3 separate regions of the Mus musculus genome follow, and all the other regions are linked to region 1. A link is a loop called in an ENCODE intact Hi-C map of the cell type or tissue named here. Cell type or tissue: left cerebral cortex. All regions are shown on one strand.

What was found. A loop is a pair of places that touch in the nucleus more often than their neighbours do. Peaks named below come from ENCODE experiments on the same cell type or tissue, not always from the same donor. Only the 100,000 strongest peaks of a DNase experiment are listed, where the experiment ranks them.
Region 2: a loop joins it to region 1, with 6 times the contacts of the local background. A loop is called at or near these places in 7 of 42 quality-filtered maps.
Region 3: it touches region 1 in a loop (2.3-fold over the local background); 25 of 42 quality-filtered maps call a loop at or near these places.

Annotation. Positions count from the first base shown.
Region 1 is chr16:78,297,893-78,302,892 of GRCm38, forward strand. Cxadr (coxsackie virus and adenovirus receptor) reads left to right here and starts at 3,779. Exons shown (of 7, transcript NM_001025192.3): 1 at 3,779-3,982. The coding sequence starts at 3,940. In left cerebral cortex, no CTCF peak of the experiment used is centred here; DNase peaks (open chromatin) are centred at 2,228, 3,757, 4,260, 4,384 and 1 more place; H3K4me3 peaks cover 1,964 bases; H3K27ac peaks cover 1,839 bases.
Region 2 is chr16:78,234,824-78,239,823 of GRCm38, forward strand. Gm31613 (a long non-coding RNA gene) reads left to right here. Exons shown (of 3, transcript XR_384991.2): 2 at 2,494-2,907; 3 at 3,111-4,119. Gm41477 (a long non-coding RNA gene) reads right to left here and starts at 2,169. Exons shown (of 2, transcript XR_876182.2): 1 at 1,589-2,169. In left cerebral cortex, no CTCF peak of the experiment used is centred here; DNase peaks (open chromatin) are centred at 2,149, 2,582, 3,269, 3,360 and 1 more place; H3K4me3 peaks cover 2,040 bases; H3K27ac peaks cover 1,146 bases.
Region 3 is chr16:78,196,392-78,201,391 of GRCm38, forward strand. No RefSeq gene overlaps it. Among named protein-coding and RNA genes, the nearest start is that of Gm31613, 24 kb to the right of the region's middle. In left cerebral cortex, CTCF peaks have their summits at 1,278 (motif pointing right) and 2,577; DNase peaks (open chromatin) are centred at 1,283 and 2,577; H3K4me3 peaks cover 377 bases.

The DNA.
Region 1 (5,000 bases):
ACCATGCTCTGGAAACAAAACTTCTAGGCCAGCAAAAATTAAGGTTATTAGAGGAGGAAAGGGAAAATTTCCTAGTGGGTCACTATTAGTGAGTGGAACTATTCTATTTTCTACCTACTGATTCCTGGACCTGTGGATCCTGGTGTGATGGTTTGTGTATGTTCAGCACAGGGAGTGGCACTATTGGAAGGTGTGGCCTTGTTGGAATAGGTGTGTCACTGAGTTTCCTTGGTCGTGGTGTGCACAGCAGTAAAACCCTAACTAAGACAGCTGACTCTTGGAGAAAACATACCATATATGATTTGGACACGGACTCAAAGCATATACAACCTTTTGGAGACCCTTGTCCCAGACCTCTAGAATGATGTCACCTAATTGGGGCTGTAATTATATCTTCAAAAGGCCATTTTCTCTTTCTATCATGCCAGCTGCTTCAAGATGGTGGGGAATATAGTAAGACAAGTGGATTCCATGATCAGTGACTAAGGCATTCTGTAAGTCCACGGATGGTGGTTTTGGCAGAAGTGTTATATGCAGCAAAGGCAAATCTATAAGAAGAATAAGTACCTACTCCAGTAATGACAAAGAATTGTCCTTTCCATGGAGGAAGTGGTCCATCCTACCACCAGTTCACTGGCTGGTCACCCCAGGGAACGGTGCTATATCTGGGGCTCAGTGTTGGTCTTTGCTGTTGGCAGAAGTGGCACGCAGCAATAGCTGTAGCCAGGTCAGCCTTGGTGAGTAGAAGTCTGTGCTGTTGAGCATACACATAATCTCTGTCTCTGCCATCACGGCCCCATTGTTCATGGGTCCGTTGGGCAATGACAAGAATGGCTGGGCAAAGAGGCTGACTGTCTACAGAAGGGGCTATTCTGTCTTCTCGCTTCTTAAACTCTTCAGCTGAAGTCACCTTTTGAAGTCGCATTTACATGGGACACAGTCTCTTCACATCCTTTGCCCATTTGGAGAGATCTATCCACCTACTTCTTCTCCAGGTGTCTTTCTCACTAGTTTTCCAATCGTACTCTTTCCAAGTCCCTGATATCCAGCCAACCCATTCTCTCTGCACTGGCCAGATCAGCGCATTAAAAGGAGGTAGGGTATAAACCATTACCCTTGCATCTTTCAACTGCTAATTTTTACAGTTTCTCCTGGAACAAAGTATTGTTTTTTGATTCACTGTTTTCCCTGGCAGAGGCAACTCTAAAGGCTTCCATTTAGCCTTTCCAACCACAATAGCCCTCCTTTCACTGGTCAGGAAACCAATGTGAGTATTCTGACTTCTAAGTATATTCATTCCAATTATATATCCTGGGGAAATAACCACAGGATGACCCACTGGACCTATCTATGAGTAAGACTTCTCCAAAAACTCCATTAGATCTTCCTAAACTCTTAATTTAATTGGAGGGCCATAATAGTTTTTTTTGGGGGGGGGGGGTCTTTCGGAACCAGTATCTAATGGACCCTGTGCTGACCATTATGGGTCAGGCCATTCTGGACATTGATCTGTCAATGCTGCCTGACTAAGGCCACATTGCTTCTGGGAAGTCAGTGTTGCCACTTGGACTCCGTTACCTCAAAGCCTAATTTAAACCCATTGCATTTAATTCATCGAACTGAGCAGCCCTGTGTGTCTCAACCCTAAGGTTGACAACAAAGCCCTTCAGATCTGCTGGTGCCCCTCTCACAGTTCTGTAGTTTAAAGGGTTACTGAAGGGCACGTCTTCTGGACCTTCCCCCTGTGGGAGATTGGGTTTTTACAAGGTCACACACTCTAGTATTGCCATTTCCCTGAACCTTAAAATCCCTTCATCAACATTAAGCCAACGGATATCGGGCATCTCCAACTCCTTTTTAGTAGGCCATCTTTTAGCATCTGAACAAATGCCTCAGCCAACTAGTCAGACGTCTGGCATCCTTGTTGACTGTGCAAGCTTCCATACTAAACCTAGACTCTCCATTCAGTGCACCCATGTCAGTAAACTCAGCCTAATCCAGTTTTATGTTCTTTCTACCATTGTCTCACCCCCTTAAAGTCCATTCCCAGGCTTCTGCTTGACTGAATTAGCCAACGCTTTAAGCTCTTTAGCAGGGTAGCGCACCTCTGCTTGGACTCTACTCTTTTCCCTCCCCCGTAGGAGCCTGTAGCCTTAAGTCTGGTTATTCTTCTGTCCCAGTTATTGTTCTGTTACTATGAATAGACACCACGGCAAAGGCAGCTCTTACAAAATAGGGCATTTAATTGGAGACTTGCCTACCGTTTTCAGTCCATAATTATCATGCAGGGAGCATGCAGACAGGCAATGATGCAGGTATGAGGCAGATGAAGCTGAGAGCCTCATCTTGATCGGAAAGGAGAGGAGGTGGGAAGAGGCAAGAGAGAGCCAGGATCTTATGGGTGTTTTGAAACCTCTAAGCCTGCCCCCAGGGATTCACCTCCTCCAACAAGGCCACACCTACTCCAAAAGGCTGCAGTACCCAATCCTTCTAATCCTTCCAAATAGTGATTAAGCATTTAAATATATGAGCCTGTGGGGACATCCCTATCACCCCCTACACCTGCCTTCTCTCTTTTCTCTGGTTCAACAAGCAACAAGGCATTCCCAATATTCCTTTATTAGTCCCTACTTGCTGAGCACTATGTGCTCTGTGGGGGGGGGGGCAAGCATTTTTTAAAAAAGATTTATTTATTTTTATATATTTGAATACACTGTCGCTGTCTTCAGATATACCAGAAGAGGGTACTTGATCCCATTACAGATGGTTGTGAGCCAGCCACTATGTGGTTGCTGGGAGTTGAACTCGGGACCTGTGGATGAGCAGCCATTGCTCTTAACTGTTGAGCCATCTCTGGACCTACCAAGCATTTTTTTTTTTAATGCACGATTTCACTTTCACTTCTAAATAACTTGCCCACCAAGACCCCTAACTCTTGGCCATTACGCTGGTTTCTTCTGTTTTCTACCTCCTAATATGGGGCTCTTGTGAATTTCAACATTTCTAACAGTTAAAAAAAAAATCTGGGAAGAGCAACCAAGAATAGTTAGCAAAGGCAAGTCTGAGGATAACAGCTTGGGAGAGCTGCAGGGCGGGATTGCACTGGCTTTTCAAATTCCTAATTTCCAAGAGCCACTCCCGTTCACTTAGCCATCCCCAACCGGTCCCACTTTTAAAGTTCTTTTGTCCCTGTGGGCTAACTTCAGGGCTGGAACGACTCATAATCGCAAGGAGGAGAAAAGCCCCAAGTATTTGTTAAACCTGCCGCCTCAATTTATAGGTCTAGTGTATACAGGGGCGGAAGAAAAGCCTCTCCTGAGCCTTCAATAGGAACCTAGCCATTCAAAAAGAAGGCAAGATATTGGCGGGGCTCTCTGATCGCCCTTGGAAACACGGGTGCCAGGAGGTCCCCACCCCTGACCACAGGATGCGGTGACTGCTGGCTAGTGGTGTGTCGAAAGAAACCTAGCTCAAGGTTTAGGGAGAGGGAGCAATTCCGGCCTGGAGCTGGGCTCTGGGGAGGAGGGCGTGACTGTTTCAGCAGTGAGACTGGCTCGCTGCTTCCCAGCTCACAAAGCGATTTAACCAGGAGTCGGGAGAGCTGGAGGTGGCTGCTAGCGCAAGCAGGTGTACAGCGCGCAAGACCGCTGGGACTGGAAGGTTCCTTAGAGGGGAGTGGGGGTGGGGAGGGGGGGTGGGACGCGGGCTGATCCCAGTTTCCATGGCAACCCCAGGGCGCCAACACTGTGGGCTCTTGCTTAGGGGCTCCCGGGTGCTGCCGGAAGTGACGCGTTCACCTGCCGAGCTGGGGCGGGGCGCAGAGGTGCCTTCGCTGCTGCCACCGCCGGGAGCCAGTCGGGAGTGTACCAGGCTCTGGGAAAACCAGGGCTCCCAGCCGAGATCGTTTACCTGCAAGCCACGACCCGGCCGGCAGCTACCATGGCGCGCCTACTGTGCTTCGTGCTCTTGTGCGGGATCGCGGGTGAGTTGCGGCACCTCTCCGTCCCAGTCGCTTGCGCTCCCAGCTCGCGGCCTCCCGGGAACAATGGGGCGTGGGGGGAGGGGGCGGCTCAATTTGGGGGGCGCTGCCGTGGTAGTGGCGGATGGGCACCCATGCACAGGGTGATCTGCCCCGGACCACGCGCGCCAGCCCGGAGAATGCATCGGTCCCCGGGAGCGGCGCAGGGGGCGTGAGGCGTCTGGGAGGCAGCGGAGCGGGGACCCGATCGTCCGGTGGCGGTGGCGGAGGCTCGCCCAGGGGCGTGTGGGGCGCGCCTCCAGGGCAGCTTACCCTGGGGACCATTTGGCTTTATCTGCCCTTGTCTGTTTCCCGCGTCTGCCTGGGTGTTGTGTGCCGCCAGCCTTCCCCGATTTCCAAGCTCCGGGCTGCGAGTTTTTAGGTATCGGGTAGTCCAAGCCGGGGAGGCTGAATTACCAACGCCATTATTTGAGAGAAGACTGAGCCGTTCGGTGTCAGTCGCCCTGGCTACCTTTAGGAAAGAAGCACCGAAGCTGCTGGTTTTTAGTCTCAAAGAACAGGCTAGCTCGACCCAGCAGCTCCGAGACGAGGTATTAGGAGCCGAAGGTCTGAAATCGCTGTTGGGGAGGAGTTAGCCCGGGTTTGTAATAAGTTGATTTTTTTTTTTTTTTTTTGTATGATGATTGACGTTCAGGTGGTGAGGCGTGTGGTGGTAGAAATCGCCCAGTACATCTTTCAGCTGCAGAGCGTCTCTTTCAGGAAATAAGGCATTAAAAAAAAAATGCCTGGACCCCAGGACGCATACGCATTCTAGCACTTAGAAATTAATCTTTTTCTAAGTGTGTTTTTAACAAGTCGGTCTCATTTCCTAATACTAAGCAATTGGAGGAATTTTCGAGCCAAGTGAGTCATGTAAAAGATTTACACGTTCAACTCTGGGAAGCACGCACGCGCACACACACCGTAGCCTCCGAAGAGGATTGCTTAGGATTGCGGGAGTTGGGAAGGTTGTTGGATCTGC
Region 2 (5,000 bases), 63 kb before region 1:
GTCTGAATTCCTGGTACCCACAGTAGCAGGAGAAAACTGACTCCTGAAGTCAGCCTGTGACCTCTACACATGCAATGTGGCATATGTGTGCCCACATTCCTACACACATGATACTCCCGAGGATACCCACACCATAATAAACATAATATCCAATAACTATGAAAACATGTTATTGACCCCTATAGAAGTCAAACCTTCCAAAAGAGGCACACAGCAGAAGGACCGCTTCGTCTCAATCTGTCCCTTGCTGTTCATCACTTTTCTCCTTCCAGCCCTCCTCCTGTGGTCCTCAGTCTGCAGGGTTCTTAATGCTTTCTTCATGTGTGGCTTACTCCCACACACCCTGAAACACTCACCTCTGACCTCTCCCAAAAGCTCCTCCTGCCCTGCTACGGCCTGGCTCTGTGTAGCTCTTTCATACAATGTTATAATAACAACTGGCTTTAATCTTTATATTTATTTTTATTAACTGAGTTGCGGAGAAGGGGCTGTGCTAATGAAAAGTTCGGCATACTGCAGACATTCAGAGATATTGGGTGAAGAAGAAAAGGAGGAGAAGAGAGGGATTCGGGGAAGGAGGAAGGGAGGAAAGGAGGGGGGAGAGGGAGAAGAAAGGGCACATTAAAAGACATGAGTGAAGCTGGTGTTGATGTTATGCTATGAGTACAAGAAAATAGTAGCTAGACTGTTTCTCAGCGTCATCGTTCACTTTCAAAGCTCAGACACACTACCATTGTGCCAGAAGCTTCATACTCAGCTTTCTGAAAAACTGAAACCCACATCCATTCTAGTGTGATGTCTGTTTGTGATAAAATGCTGAGCAAAAGCAACTACGGGGGAGCAAGGAAGTTATTTTGTTTGCACTTACTGTATCACCATTATCGAGGGAAGGAAGGGTAGAAACCAAAGAAGAAACATGGAGGTGGGAACTGAAGCAGAGGCCATAGAGGAGTGGTGTTTACTGGCTTGCTTTTCAAAGCTTGTTCAGCTTGCTTTCTTATGCAATCCAGGAACACCTGCCTAGGGAGTGAACTGCCCACAGTGAGCTAGGCCCTCCCACATCAACCATTAATCAAGAAAATGCCCCTACAGGTTTGCCAATCTGTTGTAGCCAATTCCTCAATTTCAGTTCCCTCTTCCCAGGTGACTCTATCTGGTGTCATGTGTGACAAAAACTAACCAACACTCTACCATAAAAGATTCATTTTGCAGGTTTAGAATTAGGAATCTGAGGGGCTGAACGTGATGGTATAAGCCTTTCACCACGGTACTCTGGAGGCAGAGGAAGGTGAATCTCTGTGTTCAATGCCAAGATCAGCTAGGGCTACATAGTGAGACTCTGTCTGAGAGAGAGAGGGAGAGAGAGAGAGACAGAGACAGAGACAGAGACAGAGACAGAGACAGGAAGAAGAGAGAGAGGAAGAAGAGAGAAGAGGGAGAGAGAGGAAGAAGAGAGGAGAGAGAGAGGAAGAAGAGAGGAGAGAAGAGAGAAGAGAGAAAAGAGATGAGAGAGAGAGAGAGAGAGAGAGAGAGAGAGAGAGAATGCATTAGGAGGTATGGGAAAGAAAAGGCTACAGGAGTAACTTACCTGGCTTGATTAACTTGACATATATGAGTCCCTGTGTTCGATCTCCTTCGTGTGGTGGTGCACCCCTGTAGTGCACAAAAGCAGAAGAATCAAAGTGCAAAGGTCACCCTCGTCTGCAGAGCAACTTTGATGCTAACCTGTACTATATGGGACTCTGTCTCAGGAGAAAATGAAAAGGTCATCTGTGTCTAAAGATGATGGCAAATCCCCAAGCCTTTACCGTGAACCAGAGATGGGCTTGGTGAGCCAAGGACCAAGCAAGACTCAGAAACTGAGATCCTTCAGCAACAATGTCCCACCCAGATCCAGTGTGTGTGCTTCCACACTGCTTTGCGGCAGCAGCTTTGAGGTGGGAAAGTGGCACACATTTCCTCCTCTGGAGAAACTGAGCTCCTAAGATAGTAATTAGATAGAGGTGATCCTTTCAGCAGCAGCCAGACTTTCAGCAGCGTTCCGGGATCAATGTCCCACAGAAGGGCGAGAAAGTACCCCGCCTTCCACGATAATGTGCTGATTCAGCTAATTTAGCTAGCGTGGCACCAGATTTGCAAGTGCTCTGTGCACATGACGTCTGCCTCTTTGAGCTGAACTCCAAGGAAAGGTTTCCCTCGAGGTTAAGCCAGGCTGCCTGAAAGCAATATGACTGTCGCCCTGGTCACGTTATCTGAACCGCAGGATTTCCTAGGGTTTAGGTTTCCAATGCTTCACTCTGATTTCTTGGGGTGATAAGTAAGCTTACTCATTTTGAAACGCCTTTTTTTTGTTTTGTTTTTAGTGGTCACCCTTAGATAGCAGCAAACCCTTAGATAATTTTTCTTATGCGTAGGGCAGGGAAGAGATTTGCCTTCGATTGTTACCTTTTACCAGAATGTCCTTAAGGAAACCCCTCCCCCCTTTCCTTCCAGACTTCGCGAAACACAAAACCATCTACTGTGAAGATCCCCCTGTATCTGGCGAGTTTTAGTTTTATTCTCAATTCCTTGAGATGCAGAGATCAGGTCGCCCACACACTAGTAGTTAAATATGGTGAGTGGGAGAAGCTGTCTTTCACCTTTAGCCAAAAATCTTTTACGTTGTTTCTGCCCTTTGCCTGGTCACCCATCTGCTTTGGAAATCAGAAAACGAGTTATAAAGCCTAATTGGACTCAAACTGTAAGAGAAAAAGCAAAAGCGGGGGGCGGGGGGGGGGCGTAAGAAGAGAAAGGCTGTTCACGAATCTACTCGTCCCATCCCCCACCCCCTCCCCGGCGTCCATGCAGACTTCTCCAGAGTCTGGATCACTAAAGAACAGTGGCCAAGTGGCCACTTTTGCATCTGAGGTATGCTATTATCCTTCTCTCTTCTCTATTCTCTTCTCTCTCTTCTATTCTCTTCCCCCCCCCCCCGCCCCGCCCTCTCCTTCTTCCCCTCCCCTCCCCCTCTCGTTAATTAGAGGTCCTGGAGGGAGGCTCCTCATTGTTTCTGACAGACAGTTTCCGAGAGAGAGCAGTGCGACTCTGGAACCTTTTTTTTTTTTTTTAAGAATTGTTTCGTTGAGGCGAAGCCCCACCACACCGGGATCCTTATTATCACGTGAAGCAGCGAAGGAGGAAGGAACGTCGTCCTTGGGCGGTAACAGAGGAGCTGATGAAGTCCTGTTTCTGAAAGCCTTGTCTCCTAAGACGGAAAACCTGGAGAGAGTACCTCAGTTTTCACTGATGCTCACAATAAGATACCAAACACACACACACACACACACACACACACACACACACACACACACACACACACACACACACAGCAAGACTTCACGAGTAAGGCTTATCCCCACGATAAGCATGTCACCTGCCTGCCTGCCTGCCTGCCTTCCTCACTTCCCTTTTCTCCCCCGGGTTTTAAACGCGACCCTCAGCCCACTAAATCGACTCCTTCATATGAAGACGTGGCAACCCCTGCGCTCTGAAAAACACTCCGTGGTTTGCCCTTTTATTTCTCTCACCCTGTAACTCAATATTAGAGTGATTCTGAATTGAGGACAAGCCTGATGAGTTTGAGGCGTGGGATAAAGGAATCCGACCAGCTCTGAGCTCATTGTGTTTTTAAACCTTGCTCTGTGTGTTCATTCTCGCCACAGCGAGGATGCTATTATCTTTGCTCAGAGAGCAGACAGTCCCGGGCCTGTTTCCCCCTGTTTCTCTTTGATCCCTGCAGCCAGCCCAGCCCAGCCCCCAGCCCTCGGTTCAGATTGGCAGAGGCTACTGGGACTCTGGGAATTTGCGGGGCTGCAGCCTGCTGAGCGTTCACTGCTCCACCCGACCACCTCCCTGCTGAGCGTTCATTCTGGATCTTTGGCGTCCAGGGTTGATTTTTTGCGCTTTTCTGGTGTTTATTCTCGAACTGCACACGGGCTTTTTAGTTTGTTGCTCAGGAGATGACAAAAGCGAGTGAAGATTTTGTTTTAGTCGTGTGTTTGCTTAGCTAGGACCTCATCAGGGAAGAATTTGTCCACTCAAAAGGTGCTTTTGTAAAGCAATTAAAAATTAGTAAGTGTTTTAGCCTGGGACCGCGGTGCACACCTGGAATTCTTGCAATCCCGAGTGGGAGGATTCTGAGTTCAAAGCCATCCTTGCCTTTCTAGTGAGTTCAAGGCCTACCTGTACTACATAATACCTTGTTTAAAAATAAAAAGAATAAACAAATTAAATGTTCTGAAATTAATTTCTGGAGTGTTTTTTTAAATTATTTCTGGCTTTTTTGTTTGTTTGTTTGTTTGTTTGTTTGTTTGTTTGTTTTTCGAGACAGGGTTTCTCTGTATAGCCCTGGCTGTCCTGGAACTCACTTTGTAGACCAGGCTGGCCTCGAACTCAGAAATCCGCCTGCCTCTGCCTCCCGAGTGCTGGGATTAAAGGCGTGCGCCACCACGCCCGGCTCTGGCATATTTTTAATGTTTTAGACCAAGGTGGACTGTAGGCAGTCACAGATTAGGGGTATTCACATTCCTAAAAGGACAGTGGGAAGCCTTTGGGGGGTGGCATATTAGATAGCCTGCACATCAGATATTTACATTATAACACGATTCATACCAGCAGCAAAATTAGTTATGAAGTAGCAACGAAGGTTGGAGGTCACCACAGCATGCAGAGAGGGTTAGGAAGGCTGAGAACCACTGGTCTGGACTCAATGCTATACCTACCTTATCCCTAGCGAAGGCTAGTCATGGTTTGTCTCTACAGCCTCTATTCCTTAACCTAAGTCTGATTCTGTTTGCCTTTGAAAGAGTCCTATCTCTAATTCGAGAGGGACAAAGGAGGGTAATAGAGTGAAAAGTTCAGTGGGGCATTAGGAAAATGTCACAAATCCCATTGGTTTGGAAACCACTTCACTTGAGAGGGTATTTTTTTATTATGTATTATGTCTATGTATTGATTATGCA
Region 3 (5,000 bases), 100 kb before region 1:
TCCTCATTTCAGCATGTGCTGGCATCTAGAAATTTATAGAGCTAAACTACTATTCAAAACGGACTCTGGTTCTAGAATTCCACGCTGTCTATAAGGCTCTATACACTACACTTACTCATCAGAATGAAAACTAATTGTTTTGAGTGAACAATGAAGGCGAGATAAGTTTGCAGTTTTAGAATCGCGCTTTCCTTACCTCCATTGTCTACTGACTCTACTCACCCTTTTCTATGTGAAGAGCCTGAATTATTAGTCCATGGAGAGAGGAAGCAGTTTTGAACACCAGGTGAGCAAACCCTTGAAAAAATCTTCCTGGCTAGAAGGAAAGAAGGAAGGAAGGAAGGAAGGAAGGAAGGAAGGAAGGAAGGAAGGAAGGAAGGAAGGAAGGAAGGAAGGAAGGAGAGAGAGTGGGTGAGGGAAAGAGAAAGTGAGGGTTGGAGCGAGAGAGGGAGAGAGAAAAAGAGAAGACTGTGACGCATTGTGTTGGTGTCCCCATCCTCAGAGACAATACAGAGAAGTCTCTCAGTCTTGCAGTGCAAACAGTAATTAGCAGATTCACAAAGCCTGATTATTATCCTTTTTGTTGCAGCATTTTCTGTTTAGTCCAAACAACAGTTTACTAAAGCCTTTGCTTATCCAGACTAGGGGATGTCAGGACAGCCACAGGCTTTAGCAATCCCCTCACCGGCTTCGCTTGCATCCTCTGCCTGCCCCGGTGGCCCCGGAAGTGGAGGAAGGACTCTGCCCATCCCACACTGCTCCTGGTCTGCATCCCACACCTGCCTCAGAGTCATGACTGCTTATCTCTCTAATTCCTTGCCTGCCTCTTCTCACACCAACAAGGGGTCTTGGATTAAAGCACAAAGTGTTTTGTTTTCTTTTGTTTTGTTTTATTGTTTTGTTTTGGAAGACGCTGTACTTCGATTTATAACATGAAGGGTCCCTTGTGCTGCGATTCAGTTATTTCTTGCGTCATTCTTATGTGACCTGCTTTGAAAAAAAAAAAAAAAAAAAAAAAAAAAAAAAAAAAAAAAAAAACTCCACACATTGTGTTTCCCTAATGCCTTGACCTGAAAAGGGTTTTTCTTCTATAAAACAAGACTATCCAATGTTGCTGAATTAGCTTTTAGAAAACACTGAGTTATTGTGTCCAGCAAACTACAAATCCAGAGCCATCGGTAAGTTTACTTAAAGAATGACAGATCCCATTTAAATACTGTCTCAAAAAAGTTTATAAGCCTTCTCTTGCAGTTGGACGGTTACTTCAACAACGGCCACCAGGGGGTGCTTTGCGTCTTCTATTTTCAATAAACAGCCTGCTGTAGTTAACGGCACCGCACATACAGAGTGACTTAGAACACCTATAACCTGTCCTTTCCACTCTTTGTGTAGGCAAATTAACATGTTCTCATTTTTTATATTAGCCCTCATGTATCTTAAATCAATAAGGGGAAAAAAACTCCCTTCCTGTTTAATTAATACTCACCTATTTATACTCAAATAATCACTTTCTTGGAAATTTTAATTCTGAATGGAACTTTTTTTCTGTTTTCATATTCCCACTGACATGAGAAATGCATGTGTCAAGTATTAAAAGTAATAAATTTTTCAAATCCAAAACAGTCATTCTATATGCCTAAAAGCTTTTAAAGTAAAGCCATGTTTAGTATGCTTACATATGGTTCCCAAACTTTGTACAGGACACACTTATTACACAGCGCACTGTCTTGGACTCTCACACCATAGTCCTGCTTGATTCCCAAGCACCCAAAGTTCTATTTGCTAAGAACTCTTACTTTGAATAATGTAAAGTGTATTTAAGTTCAGACCATCCAATACCTCTTTATATACATAAATGGGGAAATAATTTATCTTTCATTATATCTTACTGGCTCTGTTAATTCTACTTACAAATTGTATTATATGACAGTGTTTGTATGGGATCTGGAAGGATTTCAGCTGAATAGCTTGGATCTCTGATGTGGGTACAGTTACGATTGACTGAGGACATAGATAAGATTTCCCGGAGACTGAGGCAGGCTTCGAAAGATAACTCAGTCCCATGGTGCCTCAGCTCCCTACTTGATGTATGGTTAGATTGGATCACTTTCTCACCACGTGGACTTCTCTAGAAAAGGACTTGCAGGTCCTTAGTTGTAACAGCTCCCAGAGATGAAAGAAAATGGCTCTATGGCTTTCTAGGACTTACCCTTGAAAGTAGCGGCCCCACCCCCACTCCCCAACACTTCTGTCAGATTACATTCCTAAAGTGCTGGTCAGTTGGTTAAGCCCACACCCAAGGAAATGGTTAGACTCTATTTCTAAAGGAAAGATTGTCAAAGAACAGTTGATCGTTTAAAAACCATCACAGTACCAGTCAGGCACCTGTCAAACATCAGAATGAGATTAGCACCGCTGTCATCATTTCCTGACTCTCGGATGTTTTCGTGTGGGCTCTGCTTTCGACCACAACAACCACTGAAAACTTCGCCTCACAGATGTATGTCTTCGGAGAACCCAATGAGGTGCAATTTGCAACCTCCCCTGAACGCGCAGTACCCGTGACGGCCAAGAGATGTCGCTGTTCTCTCTCAAAAAAAAGCCACGTTGCCCACTGAGCTCCCAAAATAACGCCTATGAAACTACTAAGCCATTTGGAAATTGACGTGATCGCCTTTTGCTCAAAGACAAAAAATGAAGGTTGAAAGTTAATGCAGCATTCTGAGGGGGCTACTGGGAATAGAAGGGTGGGGCGGGGCGGAAAGGAACGTAAAGACGATCAACACAAAGTGGGCTGTGAAAACACAGTAATCTGTTACTTGCGGGCTGAGTTTAATGCTACTAATAAGGATTATATTCTCATGAAATTTCGCAGTTACCTAAAATTCTGTTAGATTTTTCTTTTTTCTCTTCCAAAACTGAGAACCCTATGCCAAATCAGGCTTCCGGTTTTTGTAGTAATTTTAAGAACACTCAGTGGCAAATTAAAGTAGTGTTGAGACAGACAGACGTTGAGAGAGAGACAGAGCGAGAGAGCGAGTACCTTCAGCTGGTACTTATCACGAAGCCTGATCTGAATTCAATCCGGGGACACATGACAGGAAGAGAGACTCACACCCCACACCCCACACCCCACACCCCACACCCCATGCACACGAGCACACACAGGTGCGTGTACAGATGCACACATGGAGGCCAGAAGTTGATGGCCAGCGTCTTCCTTGATTGTTTTCCACCTTCTATAAGGAGGCAGAGTTTCTCACTTGAGCCCAGAGTTTGGTGACTGAAGTAATCTACCTAGCTAGCCAGCTTGCTCATTGACACACAAACACCCATGCAGAAGTAAATCAATCAATAAATTAAAAAAATGTAAGAAAGAAATGCGTAGATGATGGATGGGTAGATGGATGGATGGATGGATGGATGGATGGATGGATGGATGGAGAGAGATATAATAGATAGATAGTAGATAGTTGATTAGGAAAATTATAAATGAGGAGGCTGTTTCTATCTGTGGAAACAGAGGAGCCTTCTACCCCTGTCTGCTTTACTTCCTTTTCCTCCAGGGTATCAATATCAACTCTACGCTAGCCTCAAATCCAGAATCTTTCTGCTTCCAAAGTGCTGAGCCCAGCATCAATGTCAACCCCAAAACAGCTGAATATGGAGGAAAAGCCATTCAAGGAGGGGGAAAAAAATAAATCAGTTTAAAACTTTAGCTTTAAAAATTCAGGTGTGAGACTCTGAGTTTGGCCCCTGACTGTGCAAAAAGCTCAAAAGATAAAAATGAAAAGAATCACCAACCAACAAAATTGTGCCTCACTTAATCTTTTTCATAACTTCTCTTTTTCTTTTCTAGCATAAGGCGTTTTAGTGCGGGCTTCGAGCCTCCACCAAATGATCACATGGCCGTTACTTCCTTACTCAGAGAAAGTTAATCTTTAGTAAGAAGGGCAAATATTTGCGGCAGATAAAATGAAACACGTTTCTTTTTGTACTTGCCTGGAACTAATTTCAGTAAGAAAAATTATTTTAAGTTATAAGCTCACAAACACGAAAGGAACAGAGGAAGTGGTTAAAGATTACTGTCCACAAAATACCAAAACAATACCAAATTCTTGGTACTGTGAAAATAATAAGAAGCCAGTGGTAAAGTGACTCAGATGTCGGCATTCTGTGCTCTCCTAACAGCTTGGAACAGACAAACCCAACTAGAAACATATGCACTCACGTCACAGAAGATATGAGGGAGGGGCCAGATTCGTGTCACCAGAGAATGTGGGGGCTCCAAACAAACTGGGTCACTTTACTAAAACCTTCATTAGTAGGCTTTCTGTCCCTCCCCATAATCCACACTGGCAGGTAGCTTCATGTACAGAAGAAAGCGTGGGCTTCCTGCTGATTCTAGACGTAGATGTTCAATGAGTCTACATGCAAAAGAGCAAGCTCTCTAGCACCCTGAGGACACTGATGGCTTCTGCCCTGTCATGTGACACTATAGAGACGACTGGGAAGCTCCAGTGTGTGTGCGCGCGCGTGTGTGTATGTGTGTGTGTGTGTGTGTGTGTACACATGTGTGTACATATGTGTGTGTGTGTGTGTGTGTGTGTGTGTGTGCATGACAAAGACACCAGGGGTCACGTGACACTATAGAGACGACTGGGAAGCTCCAGTGTGTGTGTGTGTGTGTGTGTGTGTATACACATGTGTGTGTACATATATGTGTGTGTGTGTATGTGTGTGTGTGTATATATATATATATATGACAAAGACACCAGGGATCATGTGACACTATAGAGACGACTGGGAAGCTCCAGTGTGTGTGTGTGTGTGTGTGTGTGTGTGTGTACACATGTGTGTGTACATATATATGTGTGTGTGTGTGTGCATGACAAAGACACCAGGGATCACGTGACAAATGTCTCCAGCATATATAGAGATAGATATGTACCTTTTTTCTCGTGTGCCCAGTCATAATCCTGACATGGTACTAACTGATG